Linked DNA regions of Homo sapiens: region 1 is linked to region 2. The links are chromatin contacts, found by Hi-C or POLR2A ChIA-PET in ENCODE. All regions are on one chromosome and are shown on one strand. Each heading gives the region's core, a stretch centred on a gene start or an enhancer-like site at or near the end of the contact. The rest is flanking DNA. Distances are from core to core; before and after follow the strand shown. Region 1 overlaps BTBD9 (BTB domain containing 9). Region 2 overlaps BTBD9 (BTB domain containing 9).

Region 1 (5,707 bases), core at 88-2,587, 140 kb before region 2:
GAATTCAAAGTGTGCATGTGACTGGTGGCTGGAATTGCAAGTGGGATCTTGGTCTAAAACCTGGGAGTTGAGAGAGAAGAAAGCAGGGCTAAAAGCAACGTTCTCAAGGTTATGCCCGTTGAGAGAGGGAACAAGAGCGTAGGTGGGAGAGGTATTTACTTCAGGGGCTGGTCAGAGTTTAGAGGAGGATTAGGAGCGTTGTTTACTGGAGACAAGGCCAGACAGGGTGTTGAGATGGGTGTAAATTGACAATTTAGAGTCTGGCATAGGAGAGATGAACTTGGTTAATACAAAACGGTTTCTTTCTTTATTTCCTTTTTTAAAAAATTATCAAAATGGAAATATCTCTCATTATAAAGTTATAATGTATATATTTTAAATATTGATAAAACTTGCCATCTGGAAATGTTGTACTCAATTTCTACCAATTGCATGTAAAAATGCCCCTTTCTGTGAACCTTCACCAATGCAGACACTGTCACCGTTTTGCCAATGTAATACATAATTTGTTTAAAACAAAAATCCTATTTTACTTTGAATTTCTTTATTGGTGAGTTAAAGTATCTTTTAATACTGGCCATTTGTTAATTTCTTATTTATGAAAAGCCTGTTTTTGTCTTCTGCATATTTTTCTTCTGAGATAGTTTTCTTTTTGTCTTGTGAGAACTTTGTATCAATACATATATATATATGACATTATCCTTTTGCCTGTCATATATGAAATTTGTTAACGCATTTTTAGTGTTTTATTGGTACTTTTTGCCATATAGAATTTTACTTTTTAAAAAATGTATTCAAATCTGTCAGTCTTTTAAATGATTTCTGGCTTGGTATTATGATTAGAAGATTATTCCTCACTCTAATATTAAAGTATGTTAAACTTTTATGTATATATATATATTTTTTCCACTACTTGTTTTTTTTTTTTAAGCCTTATATCTTAAGTATTTAATACAGTCAGGATATTTTGCATAGATCTTTTCAGGTAGGGATAGTCAGTTGATTAAAGTCATTTATTTGATAATCATTTCTTGCTATCCTAATGTGATCAGCCATATTTATGATGAGCTGGATTCTAGCATATACCCTACTCAGTTCCACTGATTTCTTTGATTCTTGCTGAAAGTATTTTAATTATTGTAGTTCACTTCCCTCCTTTTTCTTCTTTTCTTAGAATGAGAAATTGTGTGTGCCATATGTGTCATAGAAAAAAGAAAGGGTATCATAGAGCATCTGCTAGGCTGTCTTCTGGTTGTTGTAGTCACATTAGAGGCCGTAAGTGATGATAAACATCTCACTAGAATGGTTCTACTTTCACTTACAACAGGAAATTTAGGCATGCTTCACCAGCTAAGGAAATAGATTTTATGTATTCATTCGTCACTCACCCATTCAACAAATAAGCGCCTACTTTATGCTATTGTTGTACTTGATATTGAGGCCACAACACTGAAGAAGATTGCCAAGGTTTCTGTGCTTTTGGAATTTGGGAGAAACAGATTAAAACAAACAAATAATAAGCACATCACATAATTATAAGTGTTGCAAAGATGGTACTGTGATAGTAACAGAAGTCAGGGGAGAAGGATTATTTTAAATAGGATGGTTAGAAAAGGCCAGAGATGGGGGGTAGGTGTTTTAAGCTGAGATGAAGGGGGTGATATTTTCTGGTCATTGTTTTATTTGTTTTTGGTTTTGTGTGTGTGTGTGTGTGTGTGATTGTTTCTTTGTTTTTTAGATGGGCTTGCTCTGTCACCCAGGCTGGAGTGCAGTAGTGCAATCTTGGCTCACTGCAACCTCTGCCTGCTGGGCTCAAATGATTCTTCTACCTCACCCTCCTGAGTAGCTGGGACTACAGGCATGTGTCACCACACTCAGCTAGTTTTTTCTATTTTTAGTAGAGATGGGGCCTTGCCATGTTGCCCAGGCTGGTCTTCAACTCCTGGACTCAAGCGATCTGACTGCTTCAGCCTCACAAAGTGCTGGGATTACAGGTGTGAGACACCATGCCTGGCCCATTGTTTTAGATATTTACACAACATCTAAATATTTTCTTTGGTGTACATTGAATGTTATTTGGCAGTAGCTGGTCTACTGTGGGAGACCTCATTAGAGGAATACTCTAACTTTACTGTGTTTTGGTATATGGCATTTTAATCTCATTTATTGCTACTATACATTCTAGGCCCCCCTCATTCCTGGTGTCAATAGATACAGCATAATTTTTTTTCACCTATTCTCATTAGATTATAGTACTTACATAGTGCTATAGATCTACATAAAATAAATGAGAAAATAAGCATTGCTATTTATGGAAGCATTCTTTCCCTGCTATATTAACACTTGTATAACATATGTCTTCTTTCATTTCTCTTTTGTTCCCTACACCTCTGCCCATAACTGGGCATTGATGTATCTATTTACTTTTAAAGGTAGACACTCTTACATTATTCAGTGTTCACTAGATTGCTTTAGAATCCTAGCTAGAATAATACTGAGCCTTTACTTTCTTCTTATGACTGAAGAGCTTCACAATTCAAGAAATGCCTTATTCAGATGTAAAAGAAACAGGATTAGTTTCATTTTTTAAAAAGTTATCTTTTTAGTTCATACTTAGTTTGAGTTGTCCATCTACCTACAACCTTGATATTACAATTGAACTAGCAAGAGCAACCCTCATAGAGGAACATTTTCTTCTAAGAATGCAAAGCAAAGTGTAGCCACATGGTGTCACTAAATTATAACAATTTTACTCGAAGCTAAAGAGAATTTAAAAATTGCTTTTTTACACCATCATATTTAAATATAAATTGTTCTGAAAGTCTGTGATTTGTGAAATAACATGTGAAACTATTTGTACTATTTAAGTCTTTCTGCTGATGTGGAGCGTTAATTATGTCCAAAGTCCAGAGGTATATATTTTGGTGCTTGCTAGCTAGTTCTTGAGTTGTCATCTGCAAGGCATAGGAGAAATGTGGGCTTCTGTAGTCCAGCTATTCAGTTTCATGCAAATATATATATTTTTTAACCTTCCTTTGGAATTTTGAAAGAGAGGAGTAACTCAAAGGAGATAGGAGATAGATTCTCTAAATATGTAAAAGGAATCAGAAAACAGAAGAAAAGAGGAATGAGGATAAAGAGAAATGAGGTTACAGGACCTCAGAAGTGGTAGGAAGGGAACAGTCTAACATTTATTGAGTATCTTCTGTGGGTCAGGCACATCTCATTACCTTGTGTAATTCTTACAATAGTCCTGTAGGAGAAAAACCGCTACTTAATTTTATAGGTGAGGAAATTGAGCCTTAGAAAAGCTAAATTTGTAACCAGGTCTGCCTGACTCCACATTACATTGCTGATGCAAGAATCAAGGTAAAGAAATAGCTCTACCTTAGAGTAGGAGAAGGAGGCATTGAGCCCTGAAGAAGCTCTTACTACCTCTTTGGAAGGAGCAGTTTCCAGCAATCCTGTAGGGGAGGACCTGCTGTGGCCAAATTCTACTAGTGCTGGTCACAGCCACCCAGACTACACACACATTATACTAATAATGATGATGAACAACCGGGGATATTTTCTGTTTTAAAATGCTCCAAAGGGAGTGCAGCAATCCTTTATCTAGGTATGTTTTGTCAGTTTGTTTGTAGAGCTTCGAATTTTCCTGCCCCTTAGTTCTCCATAAGATCATTTTAGAGTATTATTATAGAGTGAACCTAATATTCTTGAATCCTAGCTTGTTTTCATTAAACTGTGTTTAGAAACAAATTCCATATATTAGGAAATTTTTATTTACAAGATCTCTTCACACCTTGAGTTGCTTTTTTTTTTTAGTTGGGAAATTTTCTGTTTATTATTTTCATCTAGAACCCTTTTATTAGGGGGAAAACACAACAACAATAGCAAAAAAATCCCCCAAAACCCCGCCATGTTTTATATTCAGTAAGACCTTTGAGAAATGACTGTTTGTCCTTAAGTTATTCAATTGAATCCAAGCTTCTTTGTTTTGTTTTGTTTAGAGGATAATAACATGTTGAGCTTCTTTTGTGTGAGAAAACAGAACAGGATTGCCCTTTTCCTTTGCATTGTATTTTATAATTTTAGAATATAAATTAGTGTCCTAATAAGCTTATTGCATGAGATGATGTTACTAACATTAATCACCTGTTGTTATTACCACAAATAGCCATTGCCTGTTTTTCATTCTGAAAGGGCAAAAACTATATTTGCCTCTGCTAACAGTTGCTTCCCAAGCAGTTAGGCCCAGGATTAAGTTCAGGTAGCACCTTCTATGTTGATCATCAAACATCTTTTTTCTCATATTTTTCTTCTGAATACTACTTTATTACTTATGGGATTTATTCATTCAGACATTCACGCAAGAAACATTTATTGAACACGTGCTATATTGTAGGCACCTCATTTAGGTGCCAGACATAAAAAGATGAACAAGACACAGTGGCCGCTGTCAAGAATTTCATGATATAGTTTTTGCCCTTCCAGGCAAAATAATGTGTATTCAGGACACTTACCTAAGGTAGACTCTACATTGGACTTGGCCAAATCTAAACCCTTCTCTCAAAGCTCTCCATCATTAGGTTCTTCTGCTTCTATAGCATCATTCTTGGTTCTTACAAAGAATACCTTTTTTTGTCTCACTAATCAAAATTGTCTGTTTACCATCTACCCACCCGTAATTCCTACCTATGTCCCTAAGCTCAGAGAACATACATAAATGACAATCTTCTCTTTCTGTGTTACCTTGTATAACTGTGTAAGGTATCTAGGAGTTACTTGGTTTTAGTTAAAGCTGTCGCTTTTAAAACTTCTTTCTTTAAGATTAAAAGACTCCCTGCGAAGAAGTATAAATTACGTTGTCACAGAAAACAGTAAAAATTCCCAAGAAGTAAAGAAAGTACCCCTCCCCTCCTTTGGAGGCAGGACTTGAGTTAGTGACTTTTGCTTAGAAAAATAATACATTTCATAGATATTTCATTGTTGGGTACATGCTGCATGTGAGGAAATGAATGTTAGTCTATCAGTTTTCCTTTGTGAAATCTCCTTTAGGAGTCTGTTTTGGTGTACTGCAACTCTCCCAACACTTGTTTATGAAACTTAGGAAATCCTGAAGCAAGGAAGGAACAGAATGCAATGCCATCCAGGACCTGAGGGCTTCTAAATATGAGCCAAGAGCCTCCAGCACAAGGAACAGAGACAAAAGTGAGCTGCGGAACTGGGAATGGAACCCAGAAATTAATGAAACTGGTGAGGAAGAGTTTCTAGGACCTTCAATCCAGCTTCTAAAGTGAATAAGAAAATGTGGTCAATGAAATAAAACTTCATTGATTGCTTTTTGGATGACCAAGAAGATGGAGGGACAATTAGATCTTGTAGATAAACAAACAAACTTAGATACAGATTTTTTGTGTGTGAATTACATAGTCATTTTTCTATCCTGCTTACTTTGGCAATGGTGCTCTAAAAATGATATTGTTGAGTAGTTAATAATTCTGTCAGTGGAGAGTTAAATCTTGTACATTCAGATTTCACCCCATACTACTTAACAATGATTGCTCTGACCTTTCATAGTATTTATAGCTTGAATCTCCCAATTAGCCATTAATTATATATCTTGTATACTTTTGAAATCATTTTGCAGTTCCTGGACCTTGCTTTATATTCCTTTGGTGGTAGTGGCTCATCAGGTATCTTGTTG
Region 2 (5,776 bases), core at 3,059-5,558:
GATTTCTCTCACTGTCATGATCTTTGCAAAGGCAGTTTCAGAACTATATTTGGCTCACAGCGCTGGAGGCTGGGAAATCCAAGGGCATGGTGGCAGCTTCTGGCAAGGGCTTTTTTACCACATCATAACATGGTGAAAAGCAGAAGGGCAAGAAAGCTTGTGCAAAAGAGACAAAACATGATAGCCTTCCCTCAAAACAACCTACTCTTGAGGTAGCTAATCCAGTCCCGTGAGAGGAAGAATTCACTTACTTCCACCAGAATTCATCTGAAAGAGCAACATTAGTCCCTCTTAAAGATCTAATCACCTCTTAAAGGCCTCACCTCCCAAAACCACCATACCAGGACCAGGTACCAGATTTCCAACACATGAATTCTGAGGGACACATTCAACCCATAGCAAGACCCCTGTAGGCCATGTCGCAGGGTTAAATTGTATTCCAAATGAGATTGGATGCCATTAGATTTTAAACAGCTTTTTAAAAACTAAAAAAGTGTTTCACTCTTGCTGCAATGGGGATATAGACAGACAAGAGTAGAAAGCAGAGAAACTAGTAAGGAGGTACACTATTCATTTATCAGTCTAGAGGAGAAATGATAGGGGATGTGCATTGGGTGCCAGCAGTAGAATTGAAGACCTGTGGTCAGAGTCAGGTTATATTCAGAATTTGCTGACAGAGTAGATAGAGATTAGGAGAGAATTTTTTTGTTTGAGCAAGGGTGTGAATGATGGTAGATAAGACAATGGGGAGGAGCAGGTTTGAGGGATGGGAATCTAGGGTTTTTGAAGGCTATCTTAATTTTTAAATGCATGGTTCTGGCATTTATTACTTGTGGAATATTGAACAAATTATTTCAATTTCCTCATCTGTGAAACTGGGTTGGTAATAGTATGTATGCTATATGGTTTACATGAAAATTAAATGTATTAATGCCCTGAAGCACTTAAAACACAACTGGACACATACTGTGTTCTCAGTAAATGTTAGCTATTGTTGCTGCTACTGTTAATATTATTACTATTACCCATAATCATAATATTAGTGTATGTCCACATGAGATATTGAAGAGGCAATAGGATTTATGAGTCTGGAACTCAGGAGAGAAATCAGGACTGGAGATAAACTTTGAGAGTTATTAGCATACAGATGGGTATTGAAAACCATGGGACTGGGTGAGATTTCCTATGGAGAGAGGAGAGAAGAGAAGAGAGACAAAGACTGAAGAATGGGGCCCTTCACCTTTGGAGGTCAAGACAAAGGCGTAGAGTCAACAACGAAATGAGAAGGAGCTGTCAAAGGACAGAAGGGAAACCTGAAGGGTACTGCATTGTGAAAGCAAAGTATAGAAAGCATTAAAAGACAGAAGTCAACCACATCAAATGACGCTGAGAAGAGTAAGACCAGGACAGACCTGACCATTGGGTTGGCACAGGATTAATTGATAGCAGCCTTGTCAGGAAACATTTCAGTGGAGTGATGGGAATGAAAATCCTATTGGAGTAGCTCATGCCTGTAATCCCAGCGCTTTGGAAGACTGAGGCTGGAGGATCACTTGAGTCCAGGAGTTCGAGACCAGCCTGGTCAACATAGGGAGACCCTGTCTCTACAACAATTTAAAAAACAAAAATTAGCCAGGAATACTTAGGGTAGTCCCAGCTACTCAAGAGGCCTAGGCAGGAGGATCATTTGAGCCCAGAAGTTCAAGGCTGCAATGAGCTGTGATCATGCCTCTGCACCCCAGCCTGGGCAACAGAGCAAGACCCTGTCTCAAAAAAAAATTTTTTTTTTTCAGCTGCGGTGGGTCATGCCTAGCCCTTTGTGAGGCCAAGGTGGGAAGATTGCTTGAGGCCAGGAGTTCAAGATGAGCCTGGGCAGCATAATGAGACCCTGTCTCTAAACAAAACCCATAAAACATAAGTTGGGTGTGGTGTGGCACAAGCCTGTGATCCCAGCTAGTTGGGAGGGTTAGGCAAGAGGATCCCTTGAGCCCAGGAGTTCGAAGCTTCAGTGAGCTATGATCATGCCACTGCACTCCAGCCTGGGCAACAGAGGGAGAACCTATTTCTAAAAAAATAAAATAAAATAAAAAAGTTTAAAGCCACATTCTGAATAATAAGGAAAAAAAGTAAGGAAAAGGATAGTACCTACCTAGGAAAAATCATCTGATGTTATTTGCTATCAGTGACAAAACAGAATTATAATCTCCTACCTTACTTTACTTTTCTTCAGTAAGGAGTTTGGTCTTCAAACAGGAAAGGAAAAAACAAACATGTTTGAGAAGATATGGGAGCCCAGGGTAGGTAAGAGAATCAAAGGGAGATTAAATGAGTATCTTCCACTTTAAATTAATTCTGATCTCTAGGTTCTGCTGAATTACATCCCAGGAAGCTCAGAGAACTTTCAGATCTGATTTTGGAATTTTCATTCAGCATAATTTTTAGCAAGAAGCCTAATATTATATGTGATTGTTTTTCCCCCAAAAGGAGAAATTCTCTATGCAAAGAGGCTTGGCTTTTGTCCCTGGCAGTCATTCTAGAACTAGCAATTAACCTGATAGTTTCTGAGCATTTGAGAAAAAATGCGTAACACTAGTAACCAACTTGAATTTTCTGAAAATAAGTCATTCCGAAATAGATTTTCCTTTAGGGTTTTATTGTTGGAAAATTGGAGCAACACTGTAGATGCAGTGTAACTTGATTTTAGCCAAGTATTTGATGGAGTTTCTTATGACGTTTTGCAAATAAGAGGAAGGATAGGTTAACATTTAAGTACGTATGTGTGCAAGGTGCTCAATAGGGTGGTAAAATTATATTCAAATCCGTTTTTCTTTCTTTTTTTTTTTTTTTTGAGACGTAGTCTTGCTCTTGTCACCCAGGCTGGAGTGCGATGGTGCGATCTCGGCTCACTGCAATCTCCGCCTCCTGGGTTCAAGCGATTCTCCTGCCTCAGCCTCCCGAGTAGCTGGGATTACAGGTGCCTGCCACCACGCCTAGCTAATTTTTGTATTTTTAGTAGAGACAGGGTCTCACTATGTTGGCCAGGCTGGTCTTGAACTCCTGACCTCAAGTGATCCGTCTGCCTCAGCCTCCCAAAGTGCTGGGATTACAGGCGTGAGCCACCATGCCCAGCCCAGTTGTTGGTTCTTGAATCAGTGATGCCCATGAAGTATCTAATGGGGTATCACTGGATTTTGCTCTTGGCTCTCTCCTGACCAGAAACCTAGAAGAAAATATAATAGGCAAGTGGAAAGAACTAATGCAGTAGATGACAGAGTCAAATGAAAAATCATTCTGGGGCCGGGCGCAGTGGCTCACGCCTGTAATCCCAGCACTTTGGGAAGCCAAGGCAGGCAGATCACGAGTTCAGGAGATCAAGACCATACTGGCTAACACGGTGAAACCCCGTCTCTACTAAACATACAAAAAATTAGCCGGGCGTGGTGGGCGCCTGTAGTCCCAGCTACTCGGGAGGCTGAGGCAGGAGAATGGCGTGAATCCGGGAGGCAGAGTTTGCAGTGAGCCGAGATCGCGCCACTGCACTCCAGCCTGGGCAACAGAGTGAGACTCCATCTCAAAAAAAAAAAAAAAGAAAAAACGAAAAATCATTCCAATGCCTGAATAAGCTGTATTATTTAACAGTTGTTTGGGAACCATTCATTGGTTCATTCATTTACTCATTTTTGAGAGCTTTGTATCAAACACTGTTCTTGGTGTTGGGAATGCATGAGAAAACAAAGAGAAACAAGTCATGGACCCTGTGTCTTCAAGGACCTTATAGAGTGTGCCAAAAAAATGCTTTAATACGGATCACTCGAGCCCAGGAGTTCGAGGCTGCAGTGAGCCGCGATCATGCCACTCACTTCAGCCTGGGCAACAGAGAACGTAGTTTTAGTTGGGAGTGGGTGGGGGTGGGGCATTAATAGAGCAAGTGCTAACATGCTAACATAGAGTTGTGTACAAAGGTTTTTGGGGGCCTAAAGATGGGAGTGGTCAATTCAACCAGGGTGCTATTCTATTGCAATGCTGCTTTTCCTTTCAAGGGCCCAACTCCTGAAGAAGCATGAGTGACCACTTCAAACTTCTCAGTCCCCTTTTAAAAGGTCCTTCATGAAGCACCTTTGATGTTCAAATGTCAGGGATATATCTCGTTAATCTTTGGTGCCTGTTCTGCCCCACTGTTATCCCCCTCACCCAAAAAGCTCCCTTCCTAGAACTTTCAGCCCTCAGAGTAGCTGCTCTTTGTTCCTCATTCCTTTGAAGGGGCCTGCTTACCTCTTTTTATGCAAATATAGAAAAGTACCTTGACTTATGCAAATGTTGAACATTAACACTTCTAGTGCCCAGGAGCAATGTTCCCTCAAACATTACACTGTTCAGGAGTAACTAACTATGAAGGTTAAGCATACAGGAACAGTTTAATCTTGCAATCAAATAAAACTTACTCTAGTTAACACAGTACAGGTAATAACATACCTCATCGTTATTGTGCTGCATTATAATTAGTCAAGTAGAGAATGGTTGACCTAAGAGAATGCAATTCATATTTATTTTATGCAGTGGAAACAGATCTTTGTGGATTTTCTCTTCTTTTTGTTAGTTCTCCATTACCTATAATTATCTTGATTGTTGACAGGGGTGTTTTTTGAGACCACTATAATTTAATCTTTTTGGTTCACTGATAAGCACACACACAAATACTTTGACACACAGGTTAGAAAAACAAAACTCCAGCATTTCTAGCTGCAGGGATTTCCTCTTTTCCTTTCTAGGGAGGCATCTTTTCTGTGCATGGCTAGCCCATGCAGTATATGGTTGCTCCAGCTCCCTGGTGCGTACTTTTCTCAGCTCCAGCTGTGCACTGGAATCATTTGGGGAGCTTTTACAAAAGCCCAGTGCCTAGAGCTCACCTCACAGAGAACCTAATGAAATTGGTCTGGGGTGCATCTGCTATCGGTATTTCTTTTTTCTTTTCCTTTTTCGAAATGGAGGTCTTGCTGTGTTGCCCAGGCTGGTCTCAAACTCCTGGGCTCAAGCAATCCTCCTGCCTGAGCCTCCTGAATAGCTGAGATTATAGGTGGGAGCCACCATACTCAGCATGGCATCAGCTTTTTTTTTTTTTTTAAAGCTCCTCAGATGATTTTAATATTCAGCTATGGCTGAACTGCACTGCCATAAAGGGATAGAGGTACAGTGGTTTCTTGGTTATTTGTCCAGGAGAATGGACATGGGTATCAGGGTGCTGTGGAGGGCAGAGAGGTCCTACAGGCCTAGGATGTAGGATACAGAACGTAGAATCGCTACCTGGGAATCTGGGGAGATGGGGAATTGAAGCTTCACTGAGACATTTCAGGGGACACTGGAGGCTGGATGGTCTCTCTCTTTGTCTAGACATGATACTGTTACCAGGGTTCCTTGCTCACAGAGCTTCCAAGATGGTGGCAAGCTGCTTCCGAGATGGTGGCAAGCCTCGTGTTCTCTGACCTGGGGTTCTTGGCCTCATGGATTCCAAGAAATGGAATCTTGGGCCATGCAGTGAGTGTTATAGCTCTATTAGAAGCTGTGGGTCACGGAAGAGAACCGTGGAACCCAGTGACTAGTGTTCAGCTCAATTAGGACGAACCCAGGCACTTAGCCATGCAGGAACAATGGCAAGCCTTTAGCCCAATCGGGAGTGGCAATAGGCGCCTCGCTGGATCAGGAGCACAGCGGACACCCTGCCGGATCCGGAAGAATGGAAGTCAGCGGTGGGTCTGCGACGGCGGCAAAACAGCAGTGG

Evidence for each region. Hi-C counts contacts between places; a loop is a spot of excess contacts on that map. ChIA-PET counts read pairs that join two places held with the same protein, here RNA polymerase II (POLR2A). Pooled maps may share reads with other maps.
Region 1: a loop to region 2 is called in a pooled map, with 2.4 times the contacts of the local background. The contact joins two enhancer-like sites. A Hi-C loop is called at or near these places in 4 of 50 pooled maps. POLR2A ChIA-PET finds 5 or more read pairs at or near these places in 2 of 52 experiments (PC-3 and activated CD8-positive, alpha-beta memory T cell).

What each region holds. Positions count from the first base shown.
Region 1 is chr6:38,567,986-38,573,692 of GRCh38, reverse strand. All of the region lies in intron 6 of BTBD9 (BTB domain containing 9), which reads left to right. Among named protein-coding and RNA genes, the nearest start is that of BTBD9, 69 kb to the left of the region's middle. Within about 2 kb of position 1,337, at least 6 of the 41 ENCODE cell types and tissues checked have a DNase peak (open chromatin) inside an H3K27ac peak, as active enhancers do.
Region 2 is chr6:38,426,528-38,432,303 of GRCh38, reverse strand. The region is part of intron 6 of BTBD9 (BTB domain containing 9); the gene reads left to right. Among named protein-coding and RNA genes, the nearest start is that of BTBD9-AS1, 52 kb to the left of the region's middle. Within about 2 kb of position 4,308, at least 2 of the 41 ENCODE cell types and tissues checked have a DNase peak (open chromatin) inside an H3K27ac peak, as active enhancers do.